Regions from separate parts of the Homo sapiens genome. Here region 1 is linked to region 2. The links are chromatin contacts, found by Hi-C or POLR2A ChIA-PET in ENCODE. All regions are on one chromosome and are shown on one strand. Each heading gives the region's core, a stretch centred on a gene start or an enhancer-like site at or near the end of the contact. The rest is flanking DNA. Distances are from core to core; before and after follow the strand shown.

Region 1 (5,945 bases), core at 1,944-4,443, 130 kb before region 2:
CACCACAATGCATCATTCTGCATGAAGACACATGCATGCATATGTTCATTGCAGCACTATTCACACAGCAAAGACATGGAATCAACCTAAATGCCCATCAACAGTAGACTGGATAAAGGAAATGTGGTACATATACACCATGGAATATTATGTAGCCATGAAAAAGAACAAGATCATGTCTTTTGCAGAAATGTGGATGGAGCTATTATTCTCAGCATAATAGATAACATAATAGAATAACAGGATGTCTGTTATTCTTAGCAAACTAATGCAGGAACAGAAGACAAAATACATGCTCTCACTTATAAGTGGGAACTAAATGATGAGAACTCATGGACACAAAGAAAGGACCAACAGACACTGGGGCTTACTTGAGAGCAGAGGGTGGGAAGAGGGAGAAGATCAGAAAAAAATAACTATTGGGTACTAAGCTTAGTACCTGGGTGACGAAGTAATCTGTCCAATAAACCCCCGTGACACGAGTTTACCATAACAAAACTGCACATGTACCCCCGCACCTAAAATAAAAGTTAAAAAAAAAAAGGAGTATATTCCCTAGGGTACAGCAGACAATGTTTCAGAATTATTGTCAATTTGCCAGGTGTGGTCAGGTTGGAAGGTTGGAGAATGTTTCTTTTATTTATTTTTTCTTTTTTTAGATGGAGTCTTGCTCTGTCACTCAGGCTGGAGTGCAGTGGCACAATCTCGGCTCACTGCAACCTCTGCCTCCTGGGTTCCAGCGATTCTCCTGCCTCAGCCTCCTGAACAGCTGGGACTGCAGGTGCGCGCCACCACACCCAGCTAATTTTTGTACTTTTTAGTAGAGACGGGGTTTCACCCATATTGGCCAGGCTGGTCTCGAACTCCTGACCTGATGATGCATCCGCCTCGGCCTCCCAAAGTGCTGGGATTACAGGCATGAGCCACCGCGCCCAGCCAAGAATGTCTCTTTTCTTGAGAGATGTGTGCTCAAGTATTAGATTGAACCCCACGAAATTGCTAATATCTTCTCATGTTTAATATGATTCAATCAAGGCCAGGCATGGTGGCTCACACCTATAATCTCAGCACTTTGGGAGGCCAAGGCAAGGCAGGAGGATTGCTTGAGGCCAGGAGTTTGAGACCAGCCTGGACAACGTATTGAGACTCCATCTCTACAAAAACAAACAAACAAACAAAATTAAAAATTAGCCAGGCTTTGTAGTGCACACCTGTAGCCCCAGCTACTCAGGAGGCTGAGGTGGGAGGATTATTTGAGCCTGGGAGTTCAAGGTTGCAGTGAGATGTGATTGTGTCACTGCACTCCAGCCTGTGCAACAGAGCGAGACCCTGTCTCCTGACGAAAAAAAAAAGAAAAAGAAAAAGGTTCAAGCTGATGTTTAGGAGTGATGTGCTATGATGTCCACAGCCTGCAACTCACTTTCAAATGTTTTAGCAAAGTGTGTGTGTGTGTGTGTGTGTGTGTATGACGTGATCTGCTTTGTCCAGCTGGCGCAGCAGCCAAATAAGAATAAGGCTGACAGGGCCGGGTGCAGTGGTTCACACCTGTAATCCCAGCACTTTGGGAGGCCGAGGCGGGCGGATCATGAGGTCAGGAGATCGAGACCATCCTGGCTAACACGGTGAAACCCCTTCTCTACTAAAAAATACAAAAAATTAGCCGGGCGTGGTGGCGGACGCCTGTAGTCCCAGCTACTCAGGAGGCTGAGGCAGGAGAATGGCGTGAACCCGGGAGGCGGAGCTTGCAGTGAGCAGAGATCGCACCACTGCACTCCAGCCTGGGCGACAGAGCGAGACTCTGTCTCAAAAAAGAAAGAAAGAAAGAAAAAGAATAAGGCTGACAGGAGATGAAGGCTGCATAGCTTCCCTCTGTCTTCCTTCCTCCCACCCAAGACACCTCACCCCCTCCTGCAGACTGTCTTTTGAACCTGCCCCTGTCAGGGTGTTGGTGGGGCTGAGCAGAGCTCCTGCAGATGGGGGGTTGTGGCATGGGTGAGGTGGCAGGAATGGGTGAGGCAGCAGTGGGGGCAGGAGCTGCAAGGAGGCTCCGACTATGGGTGGAACAGAGAAGAGGCTGCAGGGTGGGGGCAGGGAGGGGCTCTCCAGGGGCAGCTGTGTATTTCTGGATGGGGTCAGGCCGGCAGAGGTCAGGTGTGGTTTCCTGGGAGGTGGCCAAGATAGGAAGGGGCACAGGTCCTGGGGTCACTAGACTGATTTCAGCCCCAGCTCGAGGGTCTGCCCTTCCCTCTAGGGGCTTTTGAAAGACCCCAGGACCCTGTGAGACCCTCTGCAATGGAAGGGAGAGAAGCTGGAGATGGGATGGGAGATGAGGGCCCCGTTGTGAGGAGCTGGCAGGGTGACCTCGCCTCTACCTGAGCTGTCAGCTCCCTGTCTCCAAGGAAACCCGGCCCCCTGAGCCTCCCTGAAGCCCCCACGCCCATCTAACGGGAAATTCTCAGAGAATTCAGATGGTCATGGGAAAGTCCATACATGTAAATCCTCCCGAAGGGTCTTCTGAGTAAATAGGGGGATCTTTCTGTTTTCCCCTGTCCTACTGCCTGCATCTCGATGCCTGCATTAATGCAGCAGGCAGGATTGAGGGAGGCCGTAGGATGAACTGGCTGACAGGTGGTGACAGGTTGATATCCACAGGCCGCAAGCAGCAGGGACAACCACGGCAGGTGTTCCCTAGAGGGTTCCTGGCCACACTCCTCTCGGGATCATTGCCCTGCAGACCCTGCCGCCTGCCCCGCCACATCCTGTGCCACGGTGCCGCGTGGGCCGCTCTCGAAGCACAGGCCAGATGTGCAAATTCTGCGGCTGTGCCTGGGGGCAAGCGCAGCACAGCTTGCTTTTCTTGGAAATCATTGGTGATTTGTTAGAAAAACAGGAAACATTGGGGCTGCTGGTGTACATTTTGACTTTTTTGTTTTTGTTTTTGAACTCCTTTCATCTGTCTCAGAATCAGGGTGTTTTAAGGGTATTATTCTGTTCAACTTAGTCCTTCAAGCCGTCTCTGGTCACTCTTCCCTCTCTGCACATCCCCTTTTTTTCTTTCTCCTTCTTGTCTTCTGCTGCCTTCTTCCCCCAACCCGAATCACTGCGTGGGGAGGGGGCCAGATCCAGAGAACCATGGAAATGTGCTGGTGAGTCACCTTGGCCACGTGCCTCTGTGGAGCCTGGCCTCCCTGCACCTGCCTCCCTACTCTCTGCCTCCCCACCAACCCCATATCTATCCCGCTACACCCCTCAGTCATGGTGGTTAGACAGGAAGCAAAGTGGTCTCTGCACAGTAGGACCTGCTGCAACTGGGACAGCTGGAGTGGCTCCCATTGTCCTGCTGCTGACACACAGGGATGCTGTGGCTGTGATCAGAAGTTGTTCTTCCCTGCTGGGTCACAGTGGAGCTGGAGGGGCCCTCATTTCTTTACCCACTGGAACACTGAGGCTGAGAGAGGAGCGGGGATGCCTTGAATAAAGAAGAGGAAGGGGTGAGGAGGTCTGGGTCCACACTCTGGCTGTGTCCCAACTCAGCTCCTCCCTGCCTCTCTCTCAAAAACACAGCAGGGGCCAGGCACAGTGGCTCGCACCTGTAATCCCAACACTTTGGGAGGACGAGGCAGGCAGATCACCTGAGGTTAGGAGTTTGAGACCAGCCTGGCCAACGTGGTGAAACCCTGTCTCTACTAAAAATACAAAAATTAGCCAGGCATGATGGCTCATGCCTGTAATCCCAGCTACTCGGAAGGCTGAGGCAGGAGAATCACTTGAACCTGGGAGGCGGAGGTTGCAGAGCCGAGATTGCACCAGTGCACTCCAGCCTGGGCAACAAGAGCAAAACTTTGTCTCTAAAAACAAAAACAAAAACAAAAAACAAACAAACAAAAAAACCTTAGCAGGCAGGAGGCTGGGAACTGTGGTCGTTTTGTGTATGGGATCTTCAGGAAAGTGTTACAAGGCTGCTGTTTGCTGGCGTCCCTTCGTGAGTTTTCCTGGGTCCCATCTTGTCAGGGATGAGCTCTTGAGGATGGCCGGTGGTTGCTTTGGGATTGTTCTTAAGCCTTCTTGCAGCAGCTCTGAACTTCATAATGTACCACGGTGGAGAGACTCCTCTCCCATTTTATGGTCAAGTAAACAGGTCCAGAGAGGTTCTCCATTCCCTAAACAGGCCCCAGTGAGGTGAGAAGGGCAGGGCCTCCCACGTGCCCAGCTGCTTGCCCCAGGTTGGGGGCTCTTCCCTGCTGGGCTCTGCTCCTGGGTTTTCATCAATGCAGGAGGCTCTGACACCACACCTTCAGCCAGGCCCCCATCTCCCAGGGGAAGCAGGCTTAGGGGCTGCCCTTGTGAAGTCATACAAGAAGCCTGATATGAGAGATTAGAAACTCCCCGCAGCTCTCTGGGGGTTGTTTTTAAAAGGAATTAAACTGTCCTGAGAGAGATGTGTAAGACTAAGCTGAGATGGGGACCACCATGAGAACTGAAACACTCTATTTGGAGCTTTCCAGAAATACGCAGATTTGAGGAATTCTGGAGTAGGGAAGGACATTGGGGCAGGAAGGTGACCCCTTCTCACACCAGGACTCCAGAATACATGAATATCAAAAGGCAATGACAGTCCCTGGGAGAGGGAGGGGCCACGTTCCCATTCCTCTTGGCTGCACAGCTTCTGGGGAGCAGAGATTCTCAGCCAGGCATCCGTGAACTTGGATGGAGAACACGTGGCATCGTTATTTTCACTCACCTGTAACTGAAGTTCGCATTTGAACGTAGGCAAAAACCACAGTCATATCAGTAGCACCTGTGACTTTGTCACCAACAGAAATCCAGATGTTTTCGTGTCACTTTGAGGTTGCAGATACCTCAAATGTCATTCATGCTCTTTACTACGTTTAGGTGATCACAGTGATTAGACTCACTGCTGGGCTTTTATTATTTCATGTGTTAATGAGAAGAACGTATACTCCCATTTCATAAATCTGATGATTTAAAAATAGTTTGACCATTGTATTTCAGTGTAACTCATTTCCTTTGCAATTCTGTGTATTTTATTTCATGCATTTAAAGCATTATTCTGAAGAGGGGTCTGTAGATGTCAGACTGCTGAATGGTCCCATGGTGCAAAAAAGTTTAGGAATTCCTACTGCTGGAGCAATTGGGTAGAGAATTCGAGGTGTTACCTGACAGCTGGGGAGGGCTTTGGTGTTCGGCAGGCCTGAGTTAGCATCATTGCTCTCACTTGCTGCAGATCCTGAGAAAGTGACTTTATCTCTCAGAGCCATCGTTTCCTTATGTGTAAAACAGAGATGAAGAATGACCACCTGGAAGGATTGTCCCATGTGAAAGTGCCTGCCTCTTCCAGCAGCTGACAGGTAGTAGGAACTCACTGTGGGTAGTAGCTGATGGCGGTGGCACCAGCTTATGTAAGCCCACAAGACTCAAGCAGGATTCTCTTTTTACAGAGGAAACTCCAGGCTACGTTCATTTCTTACTGTCCCTCATGTAGAAAGGTAAACTTGGGTCATACCTGGATACTGTCTCTCATCTTTTTCTTTTGCTCTGAGCAAGTAGCTCCCATGTATCCAATATGAATCTTGGTCCATAAATTCAAGCATTTGAGAAATAAAATTACAAATATATACTTGAAATGCTTCAAGTGTATCTGAGAAATTCTTGGTATGTCCACACAGTGAAATATTACTCAGTCATAAAAAGGAGTAAGTACTGTTACATACTACGACATGGATGAACCTAGAAAACATGCACTAAGTGAAACAAACCAGATGCAAAAGACCACATATCATAAGACTTCATTTATATGAATTGTCCAGAATAAGCAAACCCATAAAGACAAAAAGTAGATGACTGGTTGCCAGAGGATAAGGGGAGGGAGAATGGAGAGTGATTGCTAATAGGTATAGGGTTTCTTTTTGGAGCGATGAAAATAT
Region 2 (5,981 bases), core at 2,228-4,727:
CTTTTCAGTAAATGCTGAAATGAGTTAAGACAGGGGACTGTTGGGAAGGCATGATTGGTTTTGAAATGTGAGGACATGAGATTTGGGAGGCGCCAGCAGTGGAATGATGTGGTTTGGCTGTGTCCCTACCCAAATCTGATCTTGCATTCCCACATGTTGTGGGAGGGGCCTGGTGGGAGGTAATTGAATCATGGGGACAGGTCTTTCCCATGCTGTTCTCGTGATAGTGGGTAAGTCTCATGACATCTGATGGTGATATAAGAAGGAGTTTCCCTGCACAAGCTCTCTTTTTGCCTGCTGCCATCCATGTTAGACGTGACTTTGCTCCTCCTTTGCCTTCTTCCATGATTGTGAGGCCTCCCCAGCCATGTGGAACTGTAAGTCCATTAAACCTCTTTCTTTTGTAAATTTCCCAGTCTCAGGTATGTCTTTATCAGCAGTGTGAAAATGGATTAATACAGTGGCTATCTCTTTGATCTAGTAGTATTTAGGAATCTGGGTGCTCCAGTGTTGGGTGCATATTTATTTAGAATTGTTATGTCTTCTTGTTGAATTGATCCCTTTATCATTATAGATGACCTTGTCTTTTTTTACTGTTGATTTAAACTCTGTTTTATCTGATATAAGTATAGCTACTCCTACTTGTTTTTGGTTTGATTTGTGTGAAATATCTTTTTCCACCCCTTAGAGTGTAAATGTCTTTAACAGTTAGGCAGATTTCTTGTATGCAGCATACAGTTGGATCCTGTTTTTCTTATCCATTCCACCAGCCCATATCTTATTGATCCCCCTACTTCAACCTCCTGAGTAGCTGAGACCACAGGTGCAAGCCACTATGCCCAGCTAATTTTTTAATTTTTTGTAGAGAAGAGGTTTCACTACGTTGCCCAGGCTAGTCTCAAATTCCTGGACTCAAGTGATCCTCCTACTTTAATGCCTGGAACTCAAGCATCCCAAAGTGCTGGGATTACAGGCATGAGCCACTGTGCCCAGCTGAGCCTATATCTTTTAAGTGGAGCATTTAGTCCCTTACATTTAAGGTTAGTATTGATATGTGAGGTTTTGTTCCTGTCATAATTATTACCTAGTTGCTTTGCAGTCTTGTGTAATTGTTTTATAAGACCTACATGTTTTATACTTTCTTGTGTTTTTATGACAATGAGTATCACCCTTTTCTTTCCATGTTTAGAAATCCTTTGAGCATTTCTTGTAGGACCTGTCTAGTAGTGACAAATTTCCTTAGTGTTTGCTTGTCTGGTAAATACTTTATTTCTCTTTCATTTATTAATTTAGTTTAGCAGGATACAAAATTCTTGGCATCTTTTTTTCTTTAAGAAGACTGAAAATAGAACCCCAGTCTCTTCTGGCTTGCAAGGTTTTGGGTGAGAAGCCTGCTGTTAGTCTGATGGGATTCTCCTTTTAGGCAATTAGACAAAATATGTATATTTGAAGTTATGTTTATATGTTAATACTCCAATGAAGCTGGCTTCTAGCACTGTCATAAATGTTTTCCCCAGTTTTATATTCCTTTGGTCAATTTTGAATGGAATTCCATCACTAGAGCTGAAGCCCTGTACTCTGAGTCTTTAAATACCCTAAAATCTATAAATTCAGAGACAACACTTTCTTATAGACTTTCTTCTACATGCCTGACTATTACTTGTTGGCCTCATTCCCTGAACTCCTTTTCCTAGATCCTTAAGTAGCTACTGTCCTCAATTTCTATCCATGGCTCACTTCTTTTTTCATTTCCTGGACTATCAAACTCACAAGGATTTAGTTCCATTTGTTAAGTCCTCCCAAATCTGTGTCTTCTGCCCTGACATTCATACCTGAGTTTTTGACTCCTGCATTGAACTAAGTTAGCATGATCTGGATGTCCCACAATACCACAAACTCAAGATATTAAAAATCAAAGCCAGTACTTTCTAATAGTTAAGAGCTCTCTAGAGCCAGATTGTCTGGATTCAGATCTTGCCTCTGCCATTTACCAGTTATATGATGTTAAGCAAGTTAATATCTCTGTGACTCAGTATCATTTTATAAAAAGGGGAGGCAGTCATTCCTCAGTATCCATGGGGATTATTTCCGGGACCCCCAAGGATACAAAAATCCATGGATGCTAAAGTCTCTTACTGTTGGCCTTTTGTATGTGCAGGTTCCACATATGCAGATATGGAGGGACAGCTATAATAACATTACCTACCTCATCCAGTTATGAGGATTGATTGTGGCATGCGAAGCTCTTAGAAGAGTGCTTGGCTAAAGTAAACATTATGTATGTGTTAGCAGTCATTTTTATTTCATCTCCTTCTTATATCTCCTGTCTCGTTTAATGGTACCATCATTAACCAATCACCTCTGCCGGAAACCCAGGAGTCATCCCTGGTGCCTCCTCTTCCTCACTTTCCTTTGTCCCGATGGAACACTTCTCAAATCTCTCCCTTCTTTGTCCTCTCTATTCTGGTCCAGCTTGGTTGGCCAACTGTCCCTGTTTGCCTGGGACTAAAGGGGTTTCTTGGACTTGGGACTTTAAGTGCTAACACCAGGAAAGTCCCAGGCAAATCAAGCAAGTTGGTCACCCCAAGTCTGACCTTCATCTATCTCCTTCCAGCTGGTCTCCCCGGCAATACTCTGATCCTCCTTAAGTCCACCTTCCTGCCCATGTTATTCCGTACTTAAAACTCCTCCATCTTCTCCCATTCTCCAGGGGCAGAAAAACTCTTCAGTGTTGCATAGCTTCACTCCCCTTCTTCTCCATCTGCAGCTTTGGGCACTCCCTGGAGGCTCTTCCCACCATGTGTTGGGAAGTGTTCCTGAAGTCACATCCCTGTGCCTTTGCTCACGCTAGTTGCCTGACCTGAAACCTCATTCCTCCCTTCCACCTGCCCACCTTCTTTTTATAATTTCTACTCATCCTACAAGTTGAGACTCAGGTGTCATCTCCCTCAGGAGGCCTTTCCTAATGCTTTTCCCCCTTCCTTCCACATCCTCCACCCTCCTCCCCTCACCTAGGTGAGCTAAGTGTACCACCTCTGTGCTCCCATAGGACCCTGGGGACACAGCTATGGAAACATTTGTGACACTATAAATGGCATGATCTTTGTATGTCAATGGCCTGCAAACTCCCTAGACTCAGGATCCTCATCTTAGCTGGTGTGGTGTCTGGCCTGCAGCAGGGCCTCACCGGATGTTTGTTGAGTCATCTAATCCACCTTCCACCTCATCCTAGATCTCAAGCCGGAACTGGAAGCTGACGCTTTCTGAGGCAGCCTATCCACTGTAGGAGAGTTCTGATTGGCTGAGAGGTCTGCCTTGAGCTGAAATCTGTCTTCGTATAGGGCAACCCCATATTGAAGTTTTAGGCTCCAAAGTGGACCTATTTACCCTTCTGTTGCATTTCCTCTTTCAAAGTTCCTTAAAGTGGTTTCTGTTTTTAATGACCTCTTTAAACAACCTGGTCAGGGGCTTTTTGAAAGTCTAAACTTATCACTTCAGCAAGTTCCCTTTTATCCCTACAGGGACTTGCTAGGGGAAAATTCCAGTAGCTGTGCTTTCCTCTCAGAACCAGGCAGGTCCACATACATGTTTTGTCCACATGGACTGGATGATAACCACTGAGGGGAAGCTCATGGTGAGCTGGAGTAAGAAGGCAGAGACAGCTTGAAGAATGGCATGGGGGCAAGGGCCTGTGGCTAGCTCAGTAAGTTTAAGGGTCAGATATGACCTTAGCTGGATTGGAAGTTTGAAATAGAACAGAAGTGGGAAATAAAGCAGAAACAGAAGAACTGGGGCTTTGGGGTATGTTGTTAGGCCACCAACAGAGAACAGGAGACAATTAGCAGCACTTTGCCCATTCCTTAGTCTTACAGAGAGTGGGATCCTTTGCAAATTCTGCATCTGGCCCTTTCCACTGGCTCCCATGGCTTCATTTATAGACTAAAATCTAAGACTCTTGTGCTCCTTATGGGCCAAAGCCAAGCAGGTAGAGTGTGTCTAGGTGTGCAGACCACAAAGGGAAATGAAAGGCATCTGCCCACACCGCAGGCAGGTGGGAGGAGGCCCAGAGACTGTGTGTGATTACCTAGAAGGTGGGGCTAGGTCCATGGGCAGGGCGTGGAGGCCCAAATCCTGCCAGAGACACCTAGAGCAGCCTGATGCTAAAGAAGGAACACCAAGTTGAGAGTCAGAGAGCTGGCCCCATGGCTACCACTGTGCAGGCTTCAGTGGGTCACATTCGATCCCCAGTCACCTAACCTATGGAAACCATGCATCTCTCTCACCAGGTGCAATCAGTTCAGGTGCAATTCCATTCATTATGGCAAATAGAACGTACCTGGCTTTCGCCCACCCTCCCCCAGCTCATGCAGGACTTCAGCCCCCTGCAGTCTCTCCAGGTATTTTTGGAGGGTCACAAGTGACATTCCAGTATCAACAATCATTCCATTAGCTGTCCAGTCAGTGCCTACTAGGTTCCACTGCCTGCCCCCCTGACCACAACCTTCCCACTGTGCCTGACAGCTCCAGAGCACAGAGCACTAAAGGTGCCACAGGCTCTTTTTCTTTTTTTTTTTTGAGACAGAGTCTCATTCTGTTGCCCGGGCTGGAGTGCAGTGGTGCAATCTCAGCTCACTGCAATCTCTGCCTCCTGGGTTCAAGCGATCCTCCTGCCTCAGCCTCTCAGGTAGCTGGGACTACAGATGCCCGCCACTACGCCTGGCTAATTTTTTTGTATTTTTGGTAGAGATGGGGTTTCACCATGTTGGCCAGGCTGATCTCGAACTCCTGACCTCAGGGGATCTGCCCACCTTGGCCTCCCAAAGTGCTACGATTATAGGCATGAGCCACCGCGCCCGGCCAAGGTGCCACAGGTTCTGTTGGCACCAGGGGAGAAGCCCCCTCTCCCCTGAGTGTTACCCTCTGTCATGGAGTTGCCCCGTCTTACAGAGGTTTTGTTAAATCTGTCTTTACTCACAGCTCACCCATTCAGACGCACAGGAGTCTATGCATAGCGGGGTGATAGGTGGGGGCTTGGCCTAGGGGACAAACCAAGAAGAGAAAGAACCCACAGTAGGTTCCCCTTCCCCTCTGACACCTGGGACTTCATTGCTGAGTCCATGAGTCATGCTTGGCTCCTTCTTGGAAAATTATAATTAATAAGAGTTCTTAACAGTGTCTTGGGCTCTGTTCCAAGCACTTAATATATACTATCTCATGTAATCTTCACAACAATCCTAAAAGGTAGCACAGAGAGATTAAGAAACATGCTTAAGGTCACACAGCTAGTAAGTGGCAGAACCGGGATTAGAGCCTGGGCAGCCTGGCTTAGAGACTATGCTCTTACCCTCCTCCCAGTGGATCCTCCATGGCCTGTCCACAGACTTCTGGCTGGCCTACCCCCATCCCCTAAAAGTTCAGCTGAAATGCCTGGACACGTGTGAACTCCTAGTTCAGGCTGCTGCTCGTGCCTCTGCTAGATGACACTGAACAACTCAGTGGCTGTTCTCAGCCCTGCCTACACTCAGGAGCTTTTTAAAAAATGCCCGTACCTGGGCTCAATTCTATGCCACTTGAATCAGAATCTCCAACATTATGTTTTTGAAAATTGATTCTTATGGGCAGCCAGGGTTAAGAACACTTGAATGAGATGGTCTCTGAGGCCTCTGGCAACTCCAGGGTTCTGTGGTTGTAAATTACCCAAAGTCTGTGTGTGGGATGAACCACAACCTCTGAAAGCTCCACCTGGAACCCACAATGCTCCAAGTTCTCTGCCCAATGGGAGGCGACCTCTCTGGAGCTGCTCCCTCAGGTCAGGAGTTATAAGGATGCCTGGGGGTGCTTTCCTTCGGCTTGGTCTGAGCTTGGGGTCTTTGGCTGCTTTCTAGACCCTCTGTGTCTGCAGCAGGTAAATAATGTTGTATGTGATTTAATGCTGAGAACCGGGGTCAAGACTTTTAAAACCCCTGAAATACTCCCCAAAT

The links. Hi-C counts contacts between places; a loop is a spot of excess contacts on that map. ChIA-PET counts read pairs that join two places held with the same protein, here RNA polymerase II (POLR2A). Pooled maps may share reads with other maps.
Region 1: a loop to region 2 is called in a pooled map, with 5 times the contacts of the local background. The contact joins two enhancer-like sites. A Hi-C loop is called at or near these places in 1 of 37 single-sample maps with no recorded cell type and 2 of 50 pooled maps. POLR2A ChIA-PET finds 5 or more read pairs at or near these places in 2 of 52 experiments (GM10248 and activated CD4-positive, alpha-beta T cell).

The regions. Positions count from the first base shown.
Region 1 is chr17:8,938,484-8,944,428 of GRCh38, reverse strand. The region is part of intron 1 of PIK3R5 (phosphoinositide-3-kinase regulatory subunit 5); the gene reads left to right. Among named protein-coding and RNA genes, the nearest start is that of PIK3R5, 24 kb to the left of the region's middle. RefSeq lists enhancers at 2,269-2,348, 4,096-4,165 and a silencer at 4,786-4,895. Within about 2 kb of position 3,193, at least 9 of the 41 ENCODE cell types and tissues checked have a DNase peak (open chromatin) inside an H3K27ac peak, as active enhancers do.
Region 2 is chr17:8,804,512-8,810,492 of GRCh38, reverse strand. The region is part of intron 18 of PIK3R6 (phosphoinositide-3-kinase regulatory subunit 6); the gene reads left to right. Among named protein-coding and RNA genes, the nearest start is that of MFSD6L, 8.1 kb to the right of the region's middle. RefSeq lists a silencer at 3,056-3,256 and enhancers at 3,103-3,382, 3,393-3,492, 3,503-3,642. Within about 2 kb of position 3,477, at least 3 of the 41 ENCODE cell types and tissues checked have a DNase peak (open chromatin) inside an H3K27ac peak, as active enhancers do.